Linked DNA regions of Homo sapiens: region 1 is linked to region 2. Evidence: read pairs that join two places in POLR2A ChIA-PET (ENCODE). Cell type or tissue: B cell. All regions are shown on one strand. Each heading gives the region's core, and the rest is flanking DNA. Links, peaks and the distances in the headings are about the cores only. Region 1 overlaps GART (phosphoribosylglycinamide formyltransferase, phosphoribosylglycinamide synthetase, phosphoribosylaminoimidazole synthetase). Region 2 overlaps IFNAR1 (interferon alpha and beta receptor subunit 1).

Region 1 (8,587 bases), core at 1,119-6,118, 140 kb before region 2:
TGCATGTTCTCACTTATGAGTGGGAGCTAAACAGTGGGTACATGTGGACATAAAGATGGAAACAATAGGGCCGGGTGCTGTGGCTCACGCCTGTAATCCTAGCACTTTGGGAGGCTGAGGCGGGCGGATCACAAGGTCAAGAGATCGAGACCATCCTGGCCAACATGGTGAAACCCTGTCTCCACTAAAAATACAAAAATTAGCTGGGCATGGTGGCACACGTCTGTAGTCCAGCTACTCTGGAGGCTGAGACAGGAGAATTGCTTGAACCCTGGAGACAGAGGTTGCAATGAGCTGAGATTGCACCACTGTACTCCAGCCTGGAGACAGAGCAAGACTCCATCTCAAAAAAAAAAAAAAAAAAAAAGATGGAAACAATAGATACAAAACAGGGAAGTGTGGGAGAAGAGGTGAGGGTTGAAAATTTTTCTATCAGGTATAATGTTCACTATGTAGGTAATAGGTACACTAGAAGCCCAGTCCCCACCATTATACAACATTCCCATGTAATAAACAAGCGTGTGTACCCCCGAATCTAAAATTTTTTTTTTTTAAAGAAACTATTGTAAGAGTCATAGCATAGTGGTTTGTTCTTGAGAGGGTCAGTTTTTCTTGCTTAATTAAGCAGCTTATTTCTCATCAGTCAGTTTTAACATAATGTTATACTGTTTCTACTACAATGCTAGATCACAAGATACAGAATTTGTGGGAGCAATTACATATCCTAGGAGCAATTACATATCCTAAACCACGTCGTTTGCAGCAATATGGATGGAACTGGAGGCTATCCAGGAATATCTGTGCTTTTCACAATCTATTAATCCATTATCCCAAGAGGAAGGGAGTTTTTTTAATTTTTAATTTGTATGGGTACATGGTAGGTATATATATTTATAGGGTACATGAGATCTTTTGATACAGCCATACAACCTGTAATAATCACATCCCTGTAAATGGGGTATTCATCACCTCAAGCATTTATTCTTTGTGTTACAAACAATCCAGTTATTTTATTTCAGTTTTTTTTTGTTTTGTTTTTGTTTTTGTTTTTGAGATAGAGTCTCACTCTGTCGCCCAGGCTGGAGTGCAGTGGCGCAGACTCGGCTCACTGCAAACTCCGCCTCCCAGTTTCAAGTGATTCTTCTGTCTCAGCCTCCTGAGTAGCTGGGATTACAGGCACCTGCCACTATGCCTGGCTAATTTTTTGTATTTTTAGTAGAGATGGGGTTTCATCATGTTGGCCAGGCTGGTCAGGCTGGTCTTGAACTCTTGACCTCAGTATGATCCGCCTGCCTTGGCCTCCCAAAGTGCTGGGATTATAGGTGTGAGCCACCACATCCAGCCTCTTCCAGTTATTTTAAAATGTGTAATAAATTATTGTTGACTATAGTCACCCTGTTATGCTATCAAACACTAGATTTTGTTCATTCTAACTATATTTTTGTACCCATTAGCATCCCCTCTCCCCGTCTCTCCCACTACCCTTCCTAGCCTCTGGTAACCATCATTGCACTATCATCATGAGTTCAACTGTTTTAATTTTTAGCTCCCACAAATAAGTGAGAACATGTGAGGTTTGTCTTTCTGTGCCTGACTTATTTCACTTAACTTAATGACCTCCCGTTCCATCCATGTTGTTGCAAATGACAGGATCTCATCTTTTTTATGGCTGAATAGTACTCCATTGTGTGATGTACCACATTTTCTTTATCCATTTGTCTGCTGATAAACATTTAGGTTGCTTCCAAATCTTGGCTAGGGAGAATAAACATGAAACTGCAGGTATCTCTTTGATACACTGATTTTCTTTCTTTTGGGTATATACCTAGCAATGGGATTGCTGGATGATATGGTAGCTCTTTTTTTTAATTTTTGAGGACCCTTCAAACTGTTCTCCATAATAATTGTACTAATTTACCTTCCCAATAGTGTGTGACGGTTCCCTTTTCTCCACATCTTCGCCAGCGTGTTATTGCCTGTGTTTTGGATAAAAGCCATTTTAACCGGGGCGAGACAATATGTCATAGTTTTGATTTGCATTTCTCTGATGATAATGATGTTGAGCACCTTTTTATATACCTGTTTGCAATTTGTGTGTTTTCTTTTAAGAAATGTCTATTCAGATCTTTTGCCCATTTTTAATCAGAGTATTAGATTTTTCCCTAATGAATTGTTTAAGCTCCTTATATATTCTGGTTATTAATCCCTTGTCAGATGGGTAGTTTGCACATATTTTCTACCATTCTGTGGGTTGTCTCCTTACTTTGTTGATTGTTTCCATTGCTATACAGAAGCTTTTTCCATATTTACTTTAGTTGCCTGTGCCAAGAGAAAGGGAATTTAGAAGCCTCACATATCACCAGTCTTTTCCAAGACATTTATTCAGAAAATTTGACTGTCCCCTATTCAAAATGGCACATCTCTTTTTTTAAAAAGTGTGAGGTTGGGCGCGGTGGCTCATGCCTGTAATCCCAAATTTGGGAGGCCGAGGTGGGCGGATCACCTGATGTCAGGAGTTCCAGACGAGCCTGGCCAACGTGGTGAAACCCCATCTCTACTAAAAATACAAAAATTAGCCAGGTGTGGTGGTGGGCTCCTGTAATCCCAGCTACTCAGGAGGCTGAGGCAGGATAATTGCTTGAACCCGGGAGGTGGAGGTTGCAGTGAACCCAGATCGTGGCACTGCACTCCTAGCCTGGGCGACAGAGTGAGACTCCCTCTCAAAAAAAAAAAAAGAAGTAGTAGTATGAGCTCACTGCTGTTTTTCTCCCTTCTCAGGATCGAACCTGCAAGCACTTATAGACAGTACTCGGGAACCAAATAGCTCTGCACAAATTGATATTGTTATCTCCAACAAAGCCGCAGTAGCTGGGTTAGATAAAGCGGAAAGAGCTGGTATTCCCACTAGAGTAAGTTACTTGGGAAAATATCTTTGCTGTGGGCCATATTTAAGCTCGTAATCTGCCCTCACAGGACCCTGGTCTATGGGCACTTGTTCTTGGGACTTCGCCATTTTGGGTGGGTGCTGGGCTTGCCTTCTTCATCCTGTCCCTTTCTTAATAATCTCTCTATCAGGTATATCTTTACAAGGAAGTGAAGTATGGTCTGTGTAAAGGTTGAGTTTTTAATTATTTTTGGTAATTCATTGAAAAGGGTTGTGCTTATCTTTTTCTATTACAGGTAATTAATCATAAACTGTATAAAAATCGTGTAGAATTTGACAGTGCAATTGACCTAGTCCTTGAAGAGTTCTCCATAGACATAGTCTGTCTTGCAGGATTCATGAGAATTCTTTCTGGCCCCTTTGTCCAAAAGTGGAATGGTAAGCAAAAATTATTTGACATCACATTGGGAAATCAATTGAAAATGGTCTCCAGAACAGATAACTTGCCAAACAATCCCAGTAGTGAACACCCATCCCAGAAATCCAACTCCTGTTTGACTGTGATATTTTATTAATACTTTAACACAGGTCACAGTTTAATTTCCTTTGTTTTACACTAAAGAATGACCCAATGATGATTTATTAACCTGCTCTCTATCCATTTACTTTGGCTTGCTGTAATTAATCACTTTTTCTAATGTAGCTTAGTTTTGTTTCACATTACTGCAAAGATAATATTTCATCTTTTGAATAAATATTCAGAAGACCTTCCTTTATTTGTTTGGAAGCAAAAGAGAGTGATTCCGTATATCCCAAAATGAAGAGTCCATCCTCTCTTAGGAAGCATAGACCATTGCCAGGAGTTGGCAAGGAGGAGGTTATTGCCAGAAAACACATACTATCTATGTTACTGCCTTCTTCCCAAAAGCCTTGACTGCATCCTGTTTGTGTATGTGTGCACACAGTTGGTCAATAAATGCATTTTCCCTCCAAAGAGTTTATGTATTCTTAGGTGAATGTAGTTAGAGCACTTGTGGTGTGATATAAAATAGACAATGCCTTTGGTGACATGAGCCACACAGAACTAATCTAGCATCTGTCTGGTGGACAGGTCACTTTGTGGTTAGAAGTCAAGCACATAGATGCTATGTAAGAACCTCTTGCTTATTTTTAATAGTACGTGCCAGCAACAAGCTGGTATTCAGCTTGAACTCCCCACCTTCCTGTCACCATGAATGTCTGTTCAGAGCACCCCAGCATGCCTTTAACTGTGCAAGGCGGGTACTTGCTGCTTCCAGGGCCTTCTTGGATGAGAACTTACTTTTACCTCATTTCTGTGTTTGGCAAAGAAAACATCCATCCCAGAAATCCAACTCCTGTTTGACTTCGGATCTAGATAGGAAAACGTATTCCTTTAACAGAATACCCAGGATTTTTAAATTCTGACCACTATGCTTTTTTTAATTTTTAGGAAAAATGCTCAATATCCACCCATCCTTGCTCCCTTCTTTTAAGGGTTCAAATGCCCATGAGCAAGCCCTGGAAACCGGAGTCACAGTTACTGGGTGCACTGTACACTTTGTAGCTGTGAGTATGTCTTTTTCTACCAACATAATATTAGTAGTCAGATGTAAATGACACTGGCTAGAAGGTAATGTTCAAAACTTTTGCTTACTTTTCCAGGAAGATGTGGATGCTGGACAGATTATTTTGCAAGAAGCTGTTCCCGTGAAGAGGGGTGATACTGTCGCAACTCTTTCTGAAAGAGTAAAATTAGCAGAACATAAAATATTTCCTGCAGCCCTTCAGCTGGTGGCCAGTGGAACTGTACAGCTTGGAGAAAATGGCAAGATCTGTTGGGTTAAAGAGGAATGAAGCCTTTTAATTCAGAAATGGGGCCAGTTTAGAAAGAATTATTTGCTGTTTGCATGGTGGTTTTTTATCATGGACTTGGCCCAAAAGAAAAACTGCTAAAAGACAAAAAAGACCTCACCCTTACTTCATCTATTTTTTTAATAAATAGAGACTCACTAAAAACAAGACTAGTTAGTGCAGCATATCTGAGACATACAGTTTTCTTGGTCTTTTTTATGCTCTTTTTCTAACCGTCACCCCCTCTTTTTTTTTTTGGTATTGCCTGACAACATGATGAATCACCTCCATGTTTATAAGTTTTATGTTTTCAGCTGGGCACAGTGGCTCACGCCTGTAATCCCAGCACTTTGGGAGGCCGAGGCAGGCGGATCATGAGGTCAGGAGATCGAGACTATCCTGGCTAACACAGTGAAATCCCATCTCTACTAAAAATACAAAAAATAGTTAGCTGGGTGTGGTGGTACGCACCTGTAATCCCAGCTACTCGGGTGGCTGAGGCAGGAGAATCGCTTGAACCCAGGAAGTGGAGGTTGCAGTGAGCCAAGATCATGCCACTGCACTCCAGCCTGGGCAACAGAGCGAGACTTGTCTCAAAAAATAATAATGGGCTGGGTGCGGTGGCTCACACCTGTAATCCCAGTACTTTGGGAGGCTGAGGCGGGCAGATCACGAGGTCAGGAGATCGAGACCATCCTGGCTAACACGGTGAAACCCCGTCTCTACTAAAAATACAAAAAAAAAAAAAAAAAAAAATTATCCTGGGTGTGGTGGCGGGCGCCTGTGGTCCCAGCTACTTGGGAGGCTGAGGCAGGAGAATGGCGTGAACCCGGGAGGCAGAGCTTGCAGTGAGCTGAGATCATGCCACCGCACTCCAGCCCGGGCGACAGAGCGAGACTCCATCTCAATAAATAAATAAATAAATAAATAAATAAATAAATAAGTTATGGGTTTTCTGATCTTTGATCATATGCTTTTGAAGCCATGACTGCTGGATGTATCTGAGTTAAAATGAGGAAAAGAAACATGAGGACAAACCCAAGTGTATCACCTGGGTTCCGTTTATAATCTTGGTTATAGATTCCGGTGTGTAAAAGTTGCCCAGCCTCCTTCTGATCAGTGTCAAGTGACTATCTCTTCCCCAAGTCTAACAAGGCAGTATCTCTTCCTTATATTGTATAGCTGATTTGAGACTTTTCCGACCATCGTGATCATAATCTGGTGTGTTAAGATTTCTGGATAGCTCCCATTTCTGAAGGATAGTATCCTTTATGCTTTGAAGTATCATTAAACGTTCCTCTAATTATTGACAGTTTCTGTAATCCCCAGATTTTAGCTTCAGTAAAGTTTAATTATCCTGTGGTTTATAAAGATCCATACTTCTCTGCAAGTCACTAGAGGATTAGGGGGAGAGTTGGTGGCTTTTAGATTCAAGCATAAAACTTTAGGCACATTTCTCATCCACTGTGTCTCTCTATTCCCTTGTCAATTAAAGTAGGCAAATATCATTCATATAGTTGTTTTGATGAGACAGTCTCACTCAGTCACCCAGGCTGGGGTGCAGTGGCAAGATCTCAGCTCACTGCAACCTCTGCCTCCCGGGTTCAAGTGATTCTCCTGCCTCAGCCTCCTGAGTAGCTAGGATTACAGGCATGCACTACGACACCCGGCTCATTTTGTATTTGTGGTAGAGACGGGGTTTCACCATGCTGGCCAGGCTGGTTTCCAACTCCTGACTTCATTTGATCTGCCTGCTTTGGCCCTCATAGTGCTGGGATTACAGGCGTGAGCCACCGCACCCGGCCCTCCTTTGGCCTTTTTAAAACCAAAATTGTCTTTACCTCCCAAAGTGTTTTTCAGCAATTCTAATGCATACATTTGCCTCCTCCACTGTTTAAAAGAGACCATCTCTGACAGCCATTCTTTCACAAGCCATGTAAATTTTACATTTACCACAGTGTTAGATCATTTTCCTTTATCTGGAGCCAAATGTTAATTAACAGTTAAAAACTGATTCATAAGTGGAGACAATGCAAATGTTCATCAGCAAATGAACTGATAAATATATGGATAAATATATCCATACATTGAATACTATTCAATTATAAAAAGGAATGAAATACTAACACATGCTACAGTGTGGGTGAACCTTGAAGTATTATGCTAAGTGAAAGAATTCAGGGCCAGGTGCAGTGGCTCAGCTCTGTAATCCCAGCACTTTGGGAGGCCGAGGCAGGCGGATCACGAGGTCAAGAGATCAAGACCATCCTGGCCAACATGGTGGAACCCTGTCTCTAATAAAAATACAGAAATTAGCTGGGCGTGGTGGTGTGCACCTGTAGTCCTAGCTACTAGGGAGGTTGAGGCAGGAGAATTGCTTGAATCCGGGAGGCGGAGGTTGCAGTGAGCTAACGCCCCTGCACTCCAGCCTGCCAATAGAGCGAGACTCCGTCTCAAAAAAAAAAAAAAAAAAGAATTCAGTCATAAATGACCACATGCGGCCAGGCATGGTGGCTCACACCTGTAATTCCAGCACGGGGGGCCCAGGTAGGAGGATCAGTTGAGCCCAGGAGTTCAAGACCAGCCTGGACAACATAGTGAGACCCCCATCACTACAAATAAAACAAAAATTAGGCATGGTGGCACACACCTGTAGTCCCAGCTACTTGGGAGGCTGAGGTAGGAGGATTCCTTGAGCTCAGGAGGTCGAAGTTTCAGTGAGCTGTGATCGCACAACTGTACTCCAGCCTGAGTAAGACGTTTTCTCAACAACAACAACAACACCAAAAAAAAAGACTGGCTGGTCTCGGTGGCTCATGCCTGTAATCCTAGCACTTTGGGAGGCTGAGGCAGGCAGATAACCAGGTCATGAGATCGAGACCATCCTGGCCAACATGGTGAGACCCCATTTCTACTAAAAATAAAAATAAGCGGTTGGGTGCTGGTGGCTCACGCCTGTAATCCCAGCACTTTGGGAGGCCGAGGCGGGCGGATCACGTGGTCAGGAGATCGAGATTTCCTTATTAAATGTTTCATGGCAACATGGTGAAACCCCGTCTCTACTAAAAAAGTACAAAAAATTAGCCAGGCGTGGTGGCGGGCGCCTGTAGTCCCAGCTACTCGGGAGGCTGAGGCAGGAGAATGGCGTGAACCCGGGAGGCAGAGTTTGCAGTGAGCCAAGATCGCATCACTGCACTCCAGCCTGGGTGACAGAGCGAGACTCCGTCTCAAAAAAGAAAAAAGAAGAAAAAATAAAAATAAAAAATAAGCTGGGCGTGGTGGTGCGCGCCTGTAGTCCCAACTACTCAGGAGGCTGAGGCAGGAGAATTGCTTGAACCTAGGAGGCGGAGGTGGCAGTGAGCCAAGATCGTGCCACTGCACTCCAGCCTGGTGACAGAGTGAGACTCTGTCTCAAAAAAAAAAGACCACATATTATACAGTTCTATTTATATGAAATGTCCAGGCTGGGTGCAGTACCATACACCTGTAATCCCAGCACTTTGGGAGGCCGAGGAGGGAAGATTGCTTGAGTCCAGGAGTTCCAGACCAGCTTAGGCAACATAGCAAGAAACCATTTCTACAAAGAATAAAATATAAAAATTAGCCAGGTGTGGCTATGTGCGGTGGCTCAGGCCTATATTCCAGCACTTTGGGAGGATGAGGCAGGGGGGTCACTTGAGGTCAGGAGTTCGAGACCTGCCAGGCCAACATGGTGAAATGCCATCTCTACTAAAAATACAAAAATTAGCCGGGCATGGTGGCCCTTGCCCGTAATCCCAGCTACTCTGGAAGCTGAAGCAGGAGAACCACTTGAACCTGGAAGGTGGAGGT
Region 2 (8,587 bases), core at 1,681-6,680:
CAACCAGATTTTTTTCTTTTTAACATTCAGAGACTATGATCATATAAAAAGAAATATATCAATTTATATACTTTTTTGTTGCAAAGATATACGATAGATGATCAATAAATCTACTGCATGAAGATGAACTTTTGTGGGAATAAGAATATGAATTCAAGGAGGAAAGGAAATGGTGTAAAGTTTCAGAACCCATAAAGAACAGTTTCTGGAGTTTCTTTTTAAAAAAATTTTTAAAAAAATATTTCTGAGACAGGGTCTTGCTCTGTTGCCCAGGCTGGAGTGCAGTGGCACAATGTTGGCTCACTATACCTTGACCTCCAGGGCTCAAGAGATCCTCCTACCTCAGCTTCCCAAGTAGCTAGAATTGCAGGCACACACCACCACACCTGGCTAATTCTGTTCATTTTTTTGTAGAGACAAGGTCGTCTCACTATGTTGTCCAGGATGGTTTTGAACTCTTGGACTCAAACAATCCTCTCGCCTCGGCCTCCCAAAGTGCTGGGATTACAGGAGTGAGCCGCCATGTCTGGCCGAGTTTCTGTAATTTCAAAGTAGACAATGATGGGTATCAAATTGCTTTGATAGGAGATTCCATTGAATGCATTTATAAGAGCGATAAAGCAAGTTTATTTTAAAATGTGAATATTTACAACTTACTGTAAAGTATTTCTTTTGCAACTATTTAAACGTGTCAGGAAATATTTTAGATGTTAATTAAAACATGAAGAAATAAATGGATTTATAAAATTCTCTTGGGGGTAAACAAGCAGAAATTAAGACATGAAATGTTTAAAGTTTACCTCCATCCAATCTCCCTGCCCTACTTCTCAGTCTAAACCTTGGTGTTCACATTTCTTCACTGATGTAGAGCAATGAGGAAGTACTTGCCTTATGTTGACATCAACACAAGCCTACGTGATGAACTGCACACTCACGACAGAGTCTCACTTTGTTGCCCAGGCTGGAGTGCAGTGGTGCACTCCCGGCTCACTGCAACCTCTGCCTCCCGGGTTCGAGTGATTCTCCTGCCTCAGCCTCCCGAGTACCTGGGATTATAGGTGTGTGCCACCATGCCCCGCTAATTTTTGTACTTTTAGTAGAGATGGGGTTTCATCATGTTGGCCAGGCTGATCTCAAACTCCTGGCCTCAAGTGATTCACCCACCTCAGCCTCCCAAATTGCTGGGATTACAAGCGTGAGCCGCCAAGCCCAGTCTGCACACTCACTTTGAAAAAGGATTTGTATAGCTTGTAATAAGACGTTACTATACTTGTATTCTGGGCAGATAAAATAATGGCAGAGAGCAGACTTCCTTTAGAAAAAGGAGGAAATAATGTATCAGAAACCAAGGATGAATCACTTACTGTTAAGTCTGCCCTAATTAAAAATAAATAAGTAAAATAGTGACCTTTTTAAAGCTGGGTGTGGTGGTGCACACCTATAGTCCCAGCTACTCCAGATGCTGAGGCGGAAGGATCGCTTGAGATAGAAGTTTGAGGCCAGTCTGGACAACAGAGTGAAACCCTGTCTCTTAAAAAAAAAAAAATTACTATCTTAACCATTTTACACATACAATTCAGTAGTATTACCTATTTTCAGAACTTTTTCATCTTGAAAAACTGAAGCTTTATAGCCACTGAACAACTCTCCATTTTCCCCTTCCTTGAGCCGCCAGCAATCATCGGTCTAATTTCTGTCTCTAGAAATTAGATTGCTTTAGAAACCTCATGTAAGTAGAATCACATGGTATTTATATTTTTGTTGCTGGCCTATTTCACATAGCATACATAATGTCCTCAAGCTTCACCTATGTTGTAGCACATGACAGAATTTCCTTTTTTTTTTTTTTTTTTTTTTTTGAGACGGAGTCTCACTTTGTCGCCCAGGCTGGAGTGCAGTGGTGCGATCTCGGCTCACTGCAAGCTCCGCCTCCCGGGTTCACGCCATTCTCCTGCCTCAGCCTCCCGAGTAGCTGGGACTACAGGCACCCTCCACCACGCCCGGCTAATTTTTTGTATTTTTAGTAGAGACGGGGTTTCACCGTGTTAGCCAGGATGGTCTCGATCTCCTGACCTCGTGATCTGCCCGCCTCGGCCTCCCAAAGTCCTGGGATTACAGGCGTGAGCCACCACGCCCGGCCTCAGAATTTCCTTCTTTTTAAAGGCTGAATAATATTCCGTGGCATGTGAACACCACATTTTATCTGCTAATCTATCAAAGCAAATATTTTGCAAATAATTTTTCCAATTCCAAAGGTTGTCTTTTCCATTGATTATTTCCTTTTATATGCAGAAGTTTTTAAGTTTGATGTAGTCCCATTTGTCTACTTTTGTTTTTGTTGTCTGTGCTTTTGGTGTCATAGCCAATAAATCATTGCCAAGTCCAATATCATGAAGATTTCCCCTATGTTTTTGAGGGGAAAAATCTCAAACCGTTTTTCCTCTGCTCTCATGCCACAACAATAAACACAGAAGACTTCTGTGACCAAATGCGTAGTGATTTCTCCCCATTAACAAGAAGGCAATCAATTCTGCAGCAGACACTGGTTGGGTATCCTCCTATTTAATTCTGACACTGTCTACCTGGAGATAGCATCAGATCCTGATACAACACCTAAACAAAATTTATTTAGGCAGTTAGTGAGGATAAAAGAGTCCTCAGTAAGGTTTGCCTTTTAATAAAAAGAAGCCCCAAATCATTTCTTTTCTAACAAAAAGAGCCTGAAAACTCAAGCTGCAAACATAGATAAGCAAACTGGAAGCTTGCATAGGCGAATGCCAGCAGCTGTGCCAATAGGAAAGGGATACTTGGAAGTCAGGTATATTCAATATTGAAGTTCCCTTTTCCCTTTTCTTTGTTGCCACGTGTGCAGTAAAAAAGCAGGCAACAAGGCCTGGGCTAGGTAGAGGTGCCATTTGCATAATAACAGATGAGGGTGGGATGGCCAGCCTCTTCCTGTGCTATGTAAATGGAACACCTGGTCCAACCAATCCTCTGTGCCCTACGTAAATAAGACACCGCTTCCTCAAGCTCATCTATAAAAGCAACCGCATCTCGCTGTAAACCCGGAAACCTGTTCGGGACTCCTTCCTCTGCACAGGGAAGGTCTCTTCTTTCTTTTGCCTGCTAAACTTCCGCTCTTGAACCCACTCCTTTTGTGTCCCCATCCTCGATTTCCTTGGCGTGGGGCAACAAACCACACGTATTACCCCAGACAACCATGCTGCTTCAATCTCACAGGTTGAGAGCTCATTCCCACAAGACTGCCCCCTTATTTCCGATGCCAATTGCAAGCCCCAGGTTTTACCTGTTATGACTGAATGACTATAAATTGAGGGTCCCATGGCCCCCTCCTTGTGTTCAACTGATTTGCTAGATTGCCTAACAGAACTAGAGGAAACACTAACTTATGTTTACCGGTTTATTATGAAGGCTATTACAAAGGATACAGATGAAGAGATACATAGGATAAGGTATGTGAGAAGGACTGCAGAGATTCTATGCCCTTCCCAGCAGCCTCTGCATGTTCAGCTATCAGGAAGCTCTCTACTAAAAATAGAAAAATTAGTTGGGCGTGGTGGCAGGCGCCTGTAATCCCAGCTATTCAGCAGGCTGAGGCAGGAGAATTGCTTGAACCTGGGAGGTGAAAGTTGGAGTGAGCCGAGATCGCCCCACCGCACTCCAGCCTGGGCGACAAGAGCAAAACTCTGTCTCAAAAAAAAAAAAAAAAAAAAAAAAAAAGGAAGTAGTGACACGAAACACTGTCTCCACACTCCACCCTTATAACCTCCAGCTGGCACCCTGAATGGTCTGGCCTCTCCCTGGGGGCGGATAGGGCAGGAGACACTAAAGTATTAATTATCTTTTTTGATCATGGCTGTAACTGTTCTGCGCCATCTTCAACAGGTGAGACTAAGGAGGGAATCACAGCTAGTCATCTCAGCCAGGCCAGTAGGGGGCGCAGTGCAGTGATCATTCCCTGGGGCCAAGGCTGTCTCCTTGCAGGTTCATCTCAGCTCTGCAGCAATGCCTACTTCTTTCCATCCGCTCCGAGGCTGTTACTAAGTATGTGGAGCTCCTTTTCAACAACTCGCTTACTACAAAGTCCTGCTCATTAAAAGGCGAAGGTGGTAGTGGTAGAGGACTAGATGGGCTAAGTATTTGCTCAACTGCTCTATCTTGCTTTGTAACTACCAAACCATTTCTGGGTGAGATCATGGGGACACCAGATTCTTCACATCCTTTCCTCATTTGCTCAAGACGAGATAATCACAAACAGAACTTTAAGAAACCACCTGTATAAACATACTTGGCGTATCTTCTGGGAATGGAATTATTGAATAGTAACCGATTGTCAGCCTGAACAGGGTGACTTGTTGCCCTCCAGTGGTAAATTCAATCAGTGTTTGTACCGTCAACGTCCCCGCTCAATCACCGTTAAACACTTAGGCAACCAAGTGTCAGCCACAAAGTTAAAAAACAGTCCTTGTTTTCATGGAGCTTGCCAAATAAATATAAGCAAATGGTATAAAATCCCTTCCCTAGGGAGCATGCTAGACACACCCGCAGGTACAGACACAGATGGGGCATGATGACTTCTCCACGTGTATGCAGTGGAGTTCTTTTAGGGAGATTTCAGAGTGGATGATGTACTTTTATACTACAACATTTAGAATAATCTCTCTAAGTACAATTCCAGAATATTAAAAGTATTATAAAATTTGGGAATAGACAACAGAGTCAAGTACACAAAAAGCCTATTATATATTTAAGGACTATGTTTAGAAAAAAGGGTCCTTTTACTGGAAAGATAGGAAAATAGGTTTTTCTTCTTAACTTTGATGTATCCAGAAAATCTGGGAGGGAGGCTCAAGGGTGGTGAGTCACTGTGAGACGTAATGTTTAATTTAATCCAGCTATTGAGTGATAAAATTTTTCAACTTCCTCCCTTTTCTCAAGACCTTAAAAAAAAAAAAAAACAACAGAACATCTTCTCTGCCAACATTTTTTTTCTTTTGAGATGGAGTCTCGCTCTGTCGCCCAGCCTGGAGTGCAGTGGTGCGATCTTAGCTCACTGTAACCTCCGCCTCCCGGGTTCAATCGATTCTCCTGCCTCAGCCTCCCCAGTAGCTGGGATTACAGGCACATGCCACCATGCTTGGCTAATTTTTGTATTTTTAGTAGAGACGGGGTTTCACCATGTTGGCCAGGCTGGAACTGCCAACATTTTCTTCATCCTAATCATTAATCACTTCTTCACCCACAAAATGTCCTTTGCTAGAACATGAGTTCCAAGTGGAGACAGATCACAGAAAGGGGAGGAAAACTCAGAAATCCTTTGTTATGAGAACTATCGAATTCTCCTCTTGCCTTTGTTCCCCTCAGGTAAAGAAAAAGATTGCTATTTTTCCATCAATATCATACCACAAATATCCACCTATATTTATGTTGCCCTCAAGAGTTGTAATTCTATTATCATCCTACTCAAGAAAAAAGGTAGTGAGAAACAACTGGAAGTTACTGGTATTTTGTTATTACTAAGTACCAGGGCATTTCTTGGGCATTAGGGATGATTTATTTATTATTTGTGTCCTTGTCCACTGTAAAAAAGGGAAGCTTAAAAACACAAGTGTGTGTTCAGGTTCCCAGCCTGAATACAAATTGTATTCAATTTCCGAGTGAAATGTGTCCAGACAGCAGGAGAGATCTACTTATCTGTGAGACTGAAGAGCCTCCTTGGAACGAACTAATCCTGAAAGAAGAACTACTTGTGAAGGGCAAACAGTTTAGTTCAAGAAAGCAAGGCTATGCAATACCACAGCAAACTTCATTCAATGAAGACTGAGCTCCAGCCATGTCTTAAGAGCGGGAAGAAAAAGCAGCAAACAGGCTCTATCTCCACAGGCTCTGGGGACAGTGACGGCTGCAGTGGCTCCTTCAGGATGCTCAACCCTGGGCTCTGGAACACCAAGCACAGGCCTCAGCTCTTCCATGATGAATACCTTTTAAAGGCATCAGCTGCAGCATCTCTGTTGCATACAAATTCACTAAGTACAAAAAAACTCCTAGACTTTTGGGCCCATTGCTTATTACATAAAATTGTTTCCAGCAGTAGGGTTTAAGACAAAACACAAGTGAAATAAAATGTACAAGTTTGTTCCATAGAAACACTGAAAACACGGTTATGTCCTTCTACAATTCAGTAAAACAAACACTGCCACAAACACCCTCAGGTTCACAGTTTAGATTTCATTCATTCAATAATTATTTTCTAAGTACTTTCATTACTGGGGATGCAGTAATGAATAATAAGGTCCCTGTTTTCTTGGAGCCTCTGTTCCAGCAGTGGGGCAGGGGAGACAGACAGCAAACAAAATAAATCAATATACCACGTTAGTAGTCACATGGTTACTGGGTAGGGAAAGGAAAGCTTCTGCACACCTAAACCCCTTAAGAGCAATTTGAGGCTGCTGCAAATATCACGGCCTCTTTTAGGGGAAGATAAAAACTCTAAGTTTTATATATATATATATAAATAGAGATGGGGTCTGGCCATGTTACCCAGGTTGGTTGATCTTGAACTCCTGGCCTGAAGTGATCCTCCTGTCTTGGCCTCCCAAAAGTGCTGAGATTATAGGCATGAGCCACTGTGCCTAGCCCTAACTTATATTTTTAAAAGTAACTTTTTTATAAGTTGCAAATTTCTAGTCAGACTCTTAAAAGTTCACAATTCTAGGGAGCTGTTCTAATTTTTAGTTACAAGGTATATGAATAAGTACTTTAAGTCCATACTAAAGGAATAAGACCTACATCAGGTGGGTACATGTGCAGGTACATATATGAATATATGTTTACAGGCTCATGTCAGAAGTGACACAGGTACATATTATATATAATGTTAATCTGTATTATATATTAATATAAAATTATTTCTGGCTCTAATGATACAAATCTTTCATATAAATTCTTAGATTATATCTGGTCTCTCTAAGAACTATCAATATGCTAATTTTCAGGCGGTTAATTGGTACCCCCAAGTGCATGGTATTTCTAAGTAAACTTCTGTTCAGAAAAAATACTTGTCACTTACAGCTAAGCATATACTGATAAAGCAACATGTAGAACATAATGCAGAGTGGAATGCAACTGCCTTTTCATGTCTAGAAGACAAGGTAAAAACGAGGTGTTTTTTTGTTGTTGTTTTCTGCTGCTGGTGCTCAGCGCTTGTTCACTGAAAACCACAGATGGTCTTAAAGCGTGAAGCCTTGTGCTCCAACTTCCTAGAGACCTAACAATTTCACTGGTGTCTTTTAATGTTAATGTCCGTATTTTCCCTTCTCCACATCCTACAAGGGCATTGCTCCTTTTTAGGCTATCCAGTCTGAAGTACGTTTTCCCAGTGGTGAACACAGGGCCAGAAGTCCTGGACAGCATGATTGAGTTGTGGTAGTCTGAAAAGCAATGGTGGCAGGCAGTCATGATATGCTCCCATCGCCTCTTCAAAGACGCAAACGTCCAAAGTGACAAGGCTTTTCCAAAGGTCAGGCCGGCCGTGCACGGTGGCTCACACCTGTAATCCCAGAACTTTGGGAGGCCGAAGCGGGTGGAGCATGAGGTCAGGAGTCCAAGACCAGCCTGACCAACATGGTGAAACCCCATCTCTACTAAAAATACAAATACAAAAATTAGTGGGGTGTGGTGGTGGGCACCTGTTATCCCAGCTACTCTGGAGGCTGCGGCAGAGAATTGCTTGAACCCGGGAGGCGAGGTTGCAGTGAGCCGAGATCAAGCCACTGCACTCCAGCCTGGGCAACAGAATGAGACTGTCTCAAAAAAAAAAAAAAACAGCCTCTGGTCAGAAAGATGAAAATGTGTCACCATGGGGTTCTCCGGCAGAGAGTGGGTTCTCAGATGAGATTCCTGGGTCTCCTCAATGACCCACCATGCTCTGCTTGAAGCACTCCAGAAGCCAGGCGGCAGGTCTGGGGACATGCACGGTGTGGCCTGCAGACACGTGTATGTGCCAGGCAGGATGTGCCGAGCATCACAGCCCTCCCGAGGGCAGCTGCCTTCAACCTTTTCTTCCACCAGGATCATCTGTTTTTTCAGCAGAAATGACTACTTAAACCAGACTGGCCTTAGAAATGGCCGCTCCCCAGCACGTTCTAACTTTGTCTCTTTTCTTTCACTGGTCCCTGTCGGAACGGTGCTGTGAGAACACTGCCCTAGAGGCCACCAGAATTCCCAGACTTCCTGCCTATTAAGGATATCCATGGGTAATCCCCAGTAGCAAGTAATTTAAAACTAAGTTGTAGGTGCCTTTGGAAAGCATTATGTAATTTCTTAAATTGGGTTTTTCTTCCTAGTTACATTTTTCCCCCTCAGTTCAATGATTTGTATTTTAACGCCAAGCAGGCTGAGCAGAAGGGGTATCTGAATACTGCTAGACGAGAAGCCAGCCTGGCATTCAAAGTGACAGAGACCACCCATAACAAGAGTGGGTTGATCACTGAGAGCTGATTAGGTGCTCAGGCTTCCAGTGGAACATTCTTCTTCCTCTTGCACCAAAGCCAGCGACCTTTTTCCT

What was found. Peaks named below come from ENCODE experiments on the same cell type or tissue, not always from the same donor. Only the 100,000 strongest peaks of a DNase experiment are listed, where the experiment ranks them.
Region 1: POLR2A ChIA-PET joins it to region 2 with 11 read pairs; 6 of 35 experiments call an interaction of 5 or more read pairs at or near these places.

The regions. Positions count from the first base shown.
Region 1 is chr21:33,500,296-33,508,882 of GRCh38, reverse strand. GART (phosphoribosylglycinamide formyltransferase, phosphoribosylglycinamide synthetase, phosphoribosylaminoimidazole synthetase) reads left to right here. Exons shown (of 22, transcript NM_000819.5): 19 at 2,779-2,909; 20 at 3,181-3,322; 21 at 4,356-4,471; 22 at 4,568-4,950. The coding sequence ends at 4,759. Among named protein-coding and RNA genes, the nearest start is that of DNAJC28, 13 kb to the right of the region's middle. In B cell, for the core only: no CTCF peak of the experiment used is centred there; no DNase peak of the experiment used is centred there.
Region 2 is chr21:33,356,789-33,365,375 of GRCh38, reverse strand. IFNAR1 (interferon alpha and beta receptor subunit 1) reads right to left here. Exons shown (of 11, transcript NM_000629.3): 11 at 5,512-8,587. Among named protein-coding and RNA genes, the nearest start is that of IFNAR1, 36 kb to the right of the region's middle. RefSeq lists a silencer at 3,859-4,153. In B cell, for the core only: a CTCF peak has its summit at 3,994 (motif pointing right); DNase peaks (open chromatin) are centred at 3,025, 3,505 and 3,895; H3K4me3 peaks cover 2,227 bases; H3K27ac peaks cover 4,219 bases.